2 separate regions of the Mus musculus genome follow, and region 1 is linked to region 2. Evidence: chromatin loops called from intact Hi-C (ENCODE). Cell type or tissue: heart. All regions are shown on one strand. Each heading gives the region's core, and the rest is flanking DNA. Links, peaks and the distances in the headings are about the cores only.

What was found. Peaks named below come from ENCODE experiments on the same cell type or tissue, not always from the same donor. Only the 100,000 strongest peaks of a DNase experiment are listed, where the experiment ranks them.
Region 1: it touches region 2 in a loop (2.3-fold over the local background); 3 of 42 quality-filtered maps call a loop at or near these places.

Annotation. Positions count from the first base shown.
Region 1 is chr1:186,630,471-186,634,884 of GRCm38, forward strand. Tgfb2 (transforming growth factor, beta 2) reads right to left here. Exons shown (of 7, transcript NM_009367.4): 3 at 2,208-2,340; 4 at 1,988-2,098; 5 at 140-317. Among named protein-coding and RNA genes, the nearest start is that of Gm26169, 44 kb to the right of the region's middle. In heart, for the core only: no CTCF peak of the experiment used is centred there; no DNase peak of the experiment used is centred there; H3K27ac peaks cover 653 bases.
Region 2 is chr1:186,701,876-186,707,866 of GRCm38, forward strand. It overlaps Tgfb2 (transforming growth factor, beta 2), which reads right to left and starts at 4,114. Exons shown (of 7, transcript NM_009367.4): 1 at 2,554-4,114. The coding sequence starts at 2,899. Gm35655 (a long non-coding RNA gene) reads left to right here. Exons shown (of 2, transcript XR_373811.4): 1 at 1-1,356; 2 at 1,652-1,928. In heart, for the core only: CTCF peaks have their summits at 2,642 and 3,637; DNase peaks (open chromatin) are centred at 2,666, 3,566 and 4,206; H3K4me3 peaks cover 2,500 bases; H3K27ac peaks cover 2,500 bases.

The DNA.
Region 1 (4,414 bases), core at 972-3,471, 73 kb before region 2:
AGAGCCAAAAGCTCGACCGTCCTCTACACCTGGCCGTAAGCAGTGACTTCAGCTCAGGTCAATAATGTACGGAAGAGAAAGCAAAGGCAAGGCGAGAGCCAGCAGACTCAGACACGGGTTTTTATTTTCACTCCTTTACCTAAAGCAGTAGGCAGCATCCAAAGCGCGCTTCTTCCGCCGGCTGGACTGTTGTGACTCCAGTCTGTAGGAGGGCAACAACATTAGCAGGAGATGTGGGGTCTTCCCACTGGTTTTTTTCCTAGTGGACTTTATAGTTTTCTGATCACCACTGGCATATGTAGAGGTGCCATCAATACCTTGAAAAAATGCATTTGGGTAATAAACATTTAGCTTTACCTTTATCAAACATAAGCAGCAATATTTTTATAATATAGTCCCTCCACCCCTGTATATGGTCACAAACGGCAGCGACGACTACCACAGCCTCATTAACTGGCTACCACCATTCCCCACAGCAGCAGATATGGCACAACGGGCTGCCCACAAATGACAAGGAACACATCTAAATGGGCCTCTTGTCCAAAGGTGGTGCTGTGTTGAAGACAGGACTGCTACTGGGAAAAGTCACTACACAAGAAGTCTTTGACCTATGGTCCAAGGGCAAGCTAGGCAGTTTATTTTAGTCCATCTTCAGTGTGGGCTGTGTGCGAGCTCTCAGCAACAGAACACACGGCCATAGAGCATGCCTTGTCGCCCGCTGGTTCCCTCTCTTCCTGAGACTGCTCTACTCAGAAGACTTCCCTAATGAGCATAAACTGAGGCTTAGCTGAACGGCCATGGACTGGGTTTAGGTGAAACAGGAGTCACCCTTACCTAATGCTATTTTGGGAAGCTGTGCAGAAAGAGCTTTTTCATTTATTTTATGGCATCCTCCACACTTTTCTGATTCCATCTGAGATTTAGAAATCCGAGCTCCCCACAGCATGCTCGAGAGGCTGCCAGTTTAAGCATTTAATCTCCACTCAGGAGAATCGTGGCTGGTCTAGAGACCGAAATAAATCTCTACACCTCTGGGAGTGTTTTTCCATGACCAAGGGGGCACTGAGGATTTTTAAAGTGGATGGAGGTCCCAGGTGGGGTCATGAGGGGACGTAGGCAGATGCCACAGCAGTGTGTGGGCAGGGACTTCTCTTTCACCTCGCCAACCAACAACTCACTGCCTAATAAGCCAAGTGACTTGGACCCTCAGCATCTTTATTCACTCTGGGTTTTGATGAGTTCAACTTAAAGATGAGCAGGGGAAATAGAGGTCTCAGTCTGTGCTTCTAGCTGCTACAGAAATCTGGAAGGGAAGGCACTCGCAATGACGGGTACAAGCTAGCTAAAGGCAGTATGTCCCCACACCTAGAGGGTGAGTTACAGAAGCTGAGGAGTGAGGCAACACTCTTCTTGAGTGAAATGTATTTGTTGATGCTTGAAGTTTTGCTTAGAAATGAATTCTCTGGAATCCTTGCTGCCTACTCATCTCGGCAGATGGCAAGTTGATTCGCTTAAGTGAAGAAAAACAGACTTAACTGGCTGCTAGTTCACAGGGTTAACTAGCTAGGTTCATCACTAGGTATGAAGCAGTGAAAAATTGGAGTCTATTCTTTTCTCCCAACCCTTCCTCCTTAAAAGAAAATGCCGTTATTTTATTTCTTAACTATGTATGTGCGTTGGTGTGTGCACTTGAGTACAGGTGCCACAGGAAGTCAGAAGTCAGCAGATTGCCCTGGAGCAGGCGCTGTAAGCAGTTTTGAGCTCTCTGGTGTGGGTTCTAGGAACTAAACTCCGATCTTAACCATTGAGCCATTTCTTCAGGCCCGCTTTCTGCTTTCTTCTATCCACTGCTAAGGAAATCATTGCTCAAATAAATGAGAGTTCCCACACCTCACCAAACAACACGATTTTCACAAGCAAATTGACTTTATCACACTTCTCCCCTACCCTGAAGAGATTCTCACAGTAACAACCAAGCTTCAGTTACCTGCAAATCTCGCCTCGAGCTCTTCGCTTTTATTCGGGATGATGTAATTATTAGACGGCACGAAGGTACAGCAGGGGCAGTGTAAACTTATTTTAAACCCCAGGTTCCTGTCTGGAAAACATTAAGTTAGGGAGTCATTTGTACGCATGTCTATGTCTGAGAACAGTTCACAAGCTGTGGGGGCCACATTTAGGGAGAGAGAAAGAAGGTTCTTTGTAACCTTTGTGGTGAAGCCACTCCTGCACAGCGTCTGTCACGTCGAAGGAGAGCCATTCACCCTCCGCTCTGGTTTTCACAACCTTGCTATCGATGTAGCGCTGGGTGGGAGATGTTAAGTCTTTGGATTTAAGGATCTAGAGAGAAAAAAAGAGCAGGAAAAAGCACTCAGCTGGCTGCATGACCAAACCCTAACCACTCGTGTTATTCTGAGTCATTATCGATACTGGGCTCTGAGTCTGGACTCGTGCACTGTCATCCCGACAACCATGTCATGTGCATGAGAACATAACACCAGGTCTTTGCTTTGTAAACTATAACTACTCAATTCATGGTGTGTTCTGATAAAGATGACATCCATAAAGACAACCATAAAGTCTGACATCAGAAGAAAAGTGACAACCATTATTTTACTTTGCTGACAGAAGCTCTCTGAGAACCCACCATTTTATGCTATGAAGTCTGTGACTTTGTTTTGTGAACTAAACTATGACCCTGAGTCTCCCAGGGCGCTAGCGAATCCAAAGTCCACTGCAGTGGATTGTCTTTCAGTAGTGCATAGGGGCTCAGAGCACAGTATTTTATACATGTCTTCCTAGTACTCAATCTAATTTTGAGGGTGTTTCATACTTGGTCCCTCTAGTAAATCCATAAGCTTCTTCAGGTCATGGGGCCATGCCACCAACTTGACATCATTTCAAAGTGTAGTACTCTACTGCGTCAACAACTACTCTAGACACCTGGTAGCTATCTATATCCATTCCCTGGTAAACAATAAAACCAAAACACGTTACCTTCCAACTAGTTGGTTGTGCATTTCCCCCCACAGCCACAATTTGTTTCGGGTAACATGGGAATAAATGCTTCCAGAATATTTGGGGTTAGTGTAGATTCAACCCCAGAATTGATAAAGTATGGTGAAGAAAGTAGCAAGAGCTGGGGCAGTAGCTTACAGGGGGAGGGCTTACCTAGCATCCACAAGGCCCTGAGTTAGAGCCCCAACATACCAAAAGAAGAAAAGAAGGAAGGATGGAGGGAGGGGAGGAGGAAGGAGGGAGGGAGGGAGGGAAGGATGGAGGGAAGATTAAGAAGGGAGGAGGGAGAAACAAAGAAAGAAGGAAAGAGGAAGGAAGGAAGGAAGGAAGGAAGGAAGGAAGGGAGGGAGGGAGGGAGGGAGGGAGGGAGGGAGGGAGGGAGAAAGGAAGGAAGGAAGGAAGGAAGGAGAAAAAAATCTATAAAGGGAAATAAAGCAATAAAGAAGAGGGGAGGGAAGGATGGAGAAGAGAAGAAAAAATTAGAAAGAAGGGAAGGGAAGGAAAGAGGGAGAGGAAGGGAAAGAAAGGGCAGGGAAGAAAGAAACCCCATCTATACATTTATGTGCTCGGGTGTCCTCGTGAACTTTAGACAAACTCGCCCTCCAGGCTTGCCCCCATGGACGAACCAACTAAGGGGAAGAATGTGGGGCAATCACGATCCTGCAATAGGCAAGAGGTTCTTTTTACCAGTTAAAGAAAATGAATGCCTGTGACTTGAAGGCTGAGTACAATGGGCTCTGGGCTTAACACACACTACTTAGTTTAATTTAATCCTCCAAAGATTCCTGTAAAGTAGATTAAGCAAATGGAAAATCAGAAAGGATTCAAAGCCCTCCCCACCCTAGAGCCATTTTCCCACTTTGTTATGACAGTCAGAGTGGAACTGTGGGGTCACGACCCTTTTTCATAAAGTAGAAAGAATTCAATAATCAAGCAAAAAAATCTTCGAACAAGATCATAATAAATCTTGATGCTGCAGAATGCATATGTAGTGGAGGCTGACATAAATAATGAAGACACAGCGTAGCATCCGTTGAGTCTCTAGGGATAAGAGCCTGTCTTGGATGATTAAGATACAACTTATCCAACTAAGAATAAAGGGCAAAATGTGTGCAGTATGGAATAAGAAGGACAAAACCATAGAGGAAAGACTTCACCCGCTCGCCCCCCTTGTTGGACAACAGTTCAGAGTATGACCAGAATGCACCGTTCTGCTTTGAATTTTTCTCCTAGTAGGTTTCCTGTATTAGTGTATCGTCATATGGTAATTTGCATCTTTTCTGTGCTATTGAGTAACAGTATATAGCTTACTCATTTTCATATAATTAATACTTAGGGATACTACCCAGAACAAAACCTCATTTTCATTGTTAAAGTAATCATATATAAATTGACT
Region 2 (5,991 bases), core at 2,111-4,610:
TCCCTCTCCCTCTCCCTCTCCCTCTCCCTCTCCCTCTCCCTCTCCCTCTCCCTCTCCCTCTCCCTCTCCCTCTCCCTCTCCCTCTCCCTCTCCCTCTCCCTCTCTCTTCTGGAAGAACTCCCTATATCTAGAAAGTCCTGGAAAATCAGTTAACCTACTTTCTATAACATTATCCATAGCCCCTGCTCAGTTGTGTTGAATCCGCTGCTATTAATATACCTTTCTACTCCTAAGCTTCTACACTGAACACAATCTTCTTAAATCTCTAGTTTTCACGTAAAAATGATAGTACATGTGTGTATGTGTGTGTGTGTGTGTGTGTGTGTGTGTATAGTATGTGTGTGTGTGTATGTATAGTGTGTGTGTGTGTGTAAGCATACTTAGGTTTTCATTTAATCGGAGGTTCAGGAGTGGGATACAGAAGAGTCCACATATCGATGTTATTGATACCCTCACATCCTCCATAAAACCTGGGCGGTTCTTCTAACCTGCTCATGACCTTGGTTCTGGGGTTGTCCCTTCTCTGCTCACCTTCATCCATTGGACTGAAGCACTTCCCCTGGTGGCCTGCTCCCTGCACACCTATGCAATGTGAGATTGGATCTTTGTCCTCTTTGCAGACTTCCTGACAGCTAATCTGAGCTTTGGCATGTAAACACCGAAGAAGGAGTTATTCAGCCCCGGATCACATGCCTGTCTGTCAGCCCAAACATCTGCAGAATCAACACACGTATGTGGGAGAAAACTAACTGAGTCAAGCCGTCCCTCAGCCCCAGTGGCTCTGGACTAATTACAATGAACTCCCTTCCCTAGCATCACTGTGGCTCCACCCCAGATAGAAATCCTTATTTCCCAGGAGCAATAAACAGGGCGGACTGTACGCATCCACTGTAGTGGATAGGGCCGTAACTATAATAATAAAACCGTCCTGCTGGCCAGGGTTCCCTGCATCTGTTACGGCACTAAACAACAAGAGAACACTACAGGGTAAGAGAAGTGACCAGAAAGAGTGTGGTTAGACACATGGGTAGACCAACGCTCTGAGGGCACCAAGTGCAAGACGCGGCAAGTCAGACAGCTATGGCTCGTCAAACTAAAAATAAATATTAGGAGAGAAAAGCACCTCCCTGCAATTCTGACTTCTGGGATAAAATTACCAAGATGGCTGCGTTATCTATTTAGGCAAGACACAGAGACTTCACAAAGGCAGCCAGCAAGGATATAGGGCATGAAAGGGGAGGAGAGAACAGAGCAGCCAATGAGAAGTTTACGACAGGGACTTGGAACACAGGGATGCTGAAGTTTTTTTTTTTTCTCTTTCTTTTAGTGTTTCTTCCTGGTGCTTAACCCTCTCAGGTATCACTCAGTGCTGTTGCTGCTGCAAAATTCTCTCTCTCTCTCTCTCTCTCTCTCTCTCTCTCTCTCTCTCTCTCCCTCCCTCCCTCCCTCCCTCCCTCCCCACCCCCTTTTTAAAGAACTCTGAAACAAATCTACACTAACTGTACTCTCCCCTTCCCCCACAAGGCTCCACAATAAATCGCTGCTACTGTATGCCAGCTGTTTCTGAAGCTATTGCTCCCAGCGAAACGGGGAAATATATATATATATATATTTTTTTTTAAATAGCTGTCTTTCCCATCTTCGATTTCAGAACACACAGAAGACCCTGCTGCTTGTGAAAGTGCCGGGACACAGAGTTCAAGGTTGAAAAAGATCATGGAGAATCCCCCTAAGAAAAAACGACCTGCTCCCAGGCTAGCGAGGACTACCTAGAAAAAACGGGAAGTGAAACCTAGTTGAGCCCAGTTAGAACCTTATTTATTCTTTCTAACTGTCCACGTGAGGTCAAAAGGGGACTTGGCAATGCGGCTCTGCAAGAAGACTGAGAGTAAAAACACCCAGAGAGAGCAATAAATGACCCCCCGGAGGATTTAAGGGTTTTGAGTGACCCCCACCCCGTGCGCCCGAAATCCAGCTTGGTGTTGCTGATGCTGACATTCTTAGGGGAGTGAGAGACAATAGCAAAGGTTTGGGGAGTCCCCAGATAGGTCAGCAGGGAAGGGGGGCGCCTTTGAGAAGGCTAGTTTGGAAGCACTTTTTTTAACTCTTTGTGTACCAGTTGGAGGACACCCCCACCCCCACTGCATGCCAACCCGGCAAAGAAAACAAAGTCTACCTTGGTCTCTTAGCATAAGTCATCCCGGGAAGCGCTTTTCTTTTGACAGAAGGGAGCTGATTTGCTAGTTGGTAGACCAGGGGAGAGGAGAAATGCAAACATCTTTTAAAAGGTCTGGGGCATTTGTGGGTAGGGAGTTATGGAGAAATAAATAAATAAAACAGAAGTTGAAGGTTTGCAAGCCTGTGGATCCCTCTCCATCCCACGACTGGAAAGGCAGTGGAAGGGACGAAGGACAGAACGGAAACGAAGCGATCAGGACCCGGGGACTGGGAGAGGAAAGGGCGAACGCCTAAGGCTGCTGTGGATCTGAGGAGCTCCGGGCCAACCTTAGACTCGGGGATGGAAAAGTCGAAAACCACGGAAACTGTACTTACTTTCGGAGGGGAGGTGGGACGGCATGTCGATTTTATAAACCTCCTTGGCGTAGTACTCCTCGTCGCTCCGCTCGCGCTCGCAGGCGGCTGCCCTCCGGCTTGCCTTCTCCTGCAGTAAGTCCCTGGTACTGTTGTAGATGGAAATCACCTCCGGGGGGACCTCATCCGGCTCCGGATAGTCTTCCGGGGGGCTGGTGAGCTTCAGCTTGCTCAGGATCTGCCCGCGGATGGCCTCGATCCTCTTGCGCATAAACTGATCCATGTCGAGGGTGCTGCAGGTAGACAGACTGAGCGCCACCGGGACCAGATGCAGGAGCAAAAAGGTGCTCAGCACACAGTAGTGCATGTTTTTAAAAGGAAGAAACGTTGATGTTGTTATTTAAAGTAAGAAAAAATATATATAAAAAAGAAACTAGTAATTCTCAGAGCGGTCAGGTAGAGTTGTTTTTAATACGAAACTTTTGCAAAGCAGTCGAAAGTTAATGCCCAATAGAAAAACGTCCCTGGCTGGGATTCCTTTAAAAAAGAAAATGCAACGCGTTCCCAACGTGGAGATATTAATATGCGATGCTGGGGCGGGGTGGGGGGGGAATCTCTCACTTTAAGGAGTAAGAAAGGTTTGTTTTTTTTTTCTCCTGGAAGGGAGAGGGTGAGTGGCTCTGAAGTAGAAATAAACTTAAGAGGAAGAAATGGAGTTCAGTGTGTCAGGCTCGGTGCGGAGTGGCTGATCTGAACTCCGATCCTCCGGCCAAAAGGGACGAGACGAGAAGGTCCGGGGGCTGGCAGGAGGCACGCAGGGCCGCGGGGAGCGCTGAGCGGCGGCCGGGGCTGCGCCGGGCTCTAACTGAGAAGTTCAAAGACCGAGCGGCTCGGCCCTGCCTTCCACACGTGTGTGGATGAGTGTGCGTGTGGATGTGTGCGCGTGTGCGCGCGTGCGTGCGCGCGCGCCGAGGGCGAGCCTGGCGAGCCGCGGGGAGGCAGATGCGCCCCGGAGCGGCTCACTCGGAGACTCGGTGGGATACTGTCCGCCCCGGAGATCCACAGAGGCCGGAGCAGGCGGCGAGGATCCCGCTCCTGCCGGCCGCGCTGTGGCCTACACCCGGCTGGGTCGCTCCACGTTGCAGCCGCCGCTGCTGCCTGCAAAGAGGGCCAGCCTCCAGCTCGGTCCTTCAGATCCTCCTTTTCTTGCTCCAGGCGGCCAAGGGCGACAGCGATCGGCCACCTCCTTAACCCCTGTGGAACAACACCGCCTCCTGGGCGCGTTGGCTGCGGGCTGCCCCGGGACTCGCACCCTTCCCTAGCTTCTCCTAGCTTCCACCAAGGTTGCACTTTCTCGCTTAGGGTAAGTAGGTACTTGCGACCCTAAAATAGACCTCTGCCGATCCTTCTCTCCGCAGATGGGTTGCTCCAGAATGGCTCTTTAAACCCTAATACTTCTCTCCATCCCTGACGCCTGCCCCAGAGCTCAGCTCTCAGCGCCTTCTCTCTTTCTCTCCCACTCGCTCTCCTGCCGGCAGTTTCAGCAGCTCTGCTCCGAGCAAACCTGCTGCCAGCAGATAACATCACGATTCTGCCCGGAGCAGAGTTTTATATGTGCTCCCCAAACCACGTGTTTGCCTTCAACAAAGTGACGCGCTAGGATTACAGTCAGAAGTCCTCTGTTACTAAGACCACGAGCTCTGGACCATTGGAGGGGGTGTGGAAAAGGGGGACGGCCAGTAAGGGAGGGCGACTGGCATGAGGAATTTGCAGTAGTCACTGTCTGTGATCACCAAGGGTCTGTGTGTGGAGGGGCAGGCAGCTAAGCATCCCGTTTCTACATGGTGGGGATCACTCATTCGCAGCTTCCCTGAGTCCCTCCTGTGTTGAGTGCGTGCCCATGCATGTACAGGCGTGTACACACACACACACACACACACACACACACACACACACACACACACACACACACACACACTGTGCTCCATGGAGCTCCAGCCCAGCCCTGAAGACATGCCTTCCAATCTGAGACTGCTGACCTAACTCTTGAGTTCTCCGGGATTCCACAGGTTGTTTTTCATTAGCCTGTTTACAATCCAGCCCTGTTTGCCTGTGAACCAGCAGAATACAGAAGTGTCCCTTTCACCCAATGCATGCTCTGTATCACTGCTTTGAATAAAGGAACTGTTGCCTTCTTTATGTGAGCCCCTGCTCATGTGGCTTTCTCCTCAGCCTTCCTAGACAAGGATGACCCACCATCTTCTGCCTGTCGCAGCATTATCTAAGACACCTGGGTTTTAAATGTTTGCTGTCTCCTGTCACACAGTATCATAACTTGACATTTTCTACTTCAACTTGCTCAAACTGGTTGGATAACAGAATCTTTCTTCCCACTGGTCTTTCCCCTTTAGTCAAAGTCAACATTTCAATCTTAGTGATGACTCTGTGGCCACGATGACTACACAGGTTGTTAAAGCTGGAAACTGTTGAGAATTCCCCCAGGTTAAGACCTCAGTATCATTTTCCTAGTTCAAAAGGATCAAACCTTTAGGGATGCATACATGTGTATGTGTGTGTGTGTGTGGGGGGGGTTATATTCTTACTAGAGGGAGCTGTAATGATATGTAATGATATAGCTGGCATACATTATATACAGCAATGAACATTATTATTTGTATTTCACAGACAGGGAGACTGAGGCCATAGGAAGTGAGGTCTGTTGTTGCAGAAAACAGGAAGGGGTGGGTCTGGGTTTTGCAGAGAGAGCCCGCCCACCTCCTGGGTTCTTTCCCACCATGTACTTGGAAGAAGTATAAGGTCCCAGAACATGTGACAAGCAGGGATCCGGGGGTTCCGTAAGTGTGGGAGCTGCAGAATAATCTACTGCCCTCTTACAGAATCAAGACCCCCCCACAGTCATGTTCTATGTTCTAAGATTCCTGCAGAAAACTCTCTCTTGAATTATCATCTCCCCACCCACCTTGAACACAAAATTCTTCTACTCCACTGGCCCTGAGGAACACCCTGGCATGAATGAATTGTTCCAACACGCACCTAAATGATTCTAAAAACCTCCATTATTGGCAGACTTCTTCCTTCAAGGTCAGCCCCAGGCAGACGGGTTCGACCACCACCACCTTACGATTCTCTAAGCTGAAACAGAACTGATCAAGAACTCCTGCCTGTGGGCTGATGGTCCCATCAGCTGGAGTCTCCCAGTGAGTCCCATTCTGATCCAGCTGTACAGAGAAGACACAGAGCAGGAGCTAGAGCTACCGAGGGCCAACGTCACAAGTTTGTGGGGATGCTTTCGGGAAAATCTGTTGAGCACATAGGTAGGGTGTTCTCGGCAGCCACTGAGCCTTTTACTGGGTGCTGAGACTGCCTGGGGAACAGCCATAGGTACATCAGAGGATGAGCTGACATGGCTGAGGATATGAGTGGGCAGAGCAGAGCAGT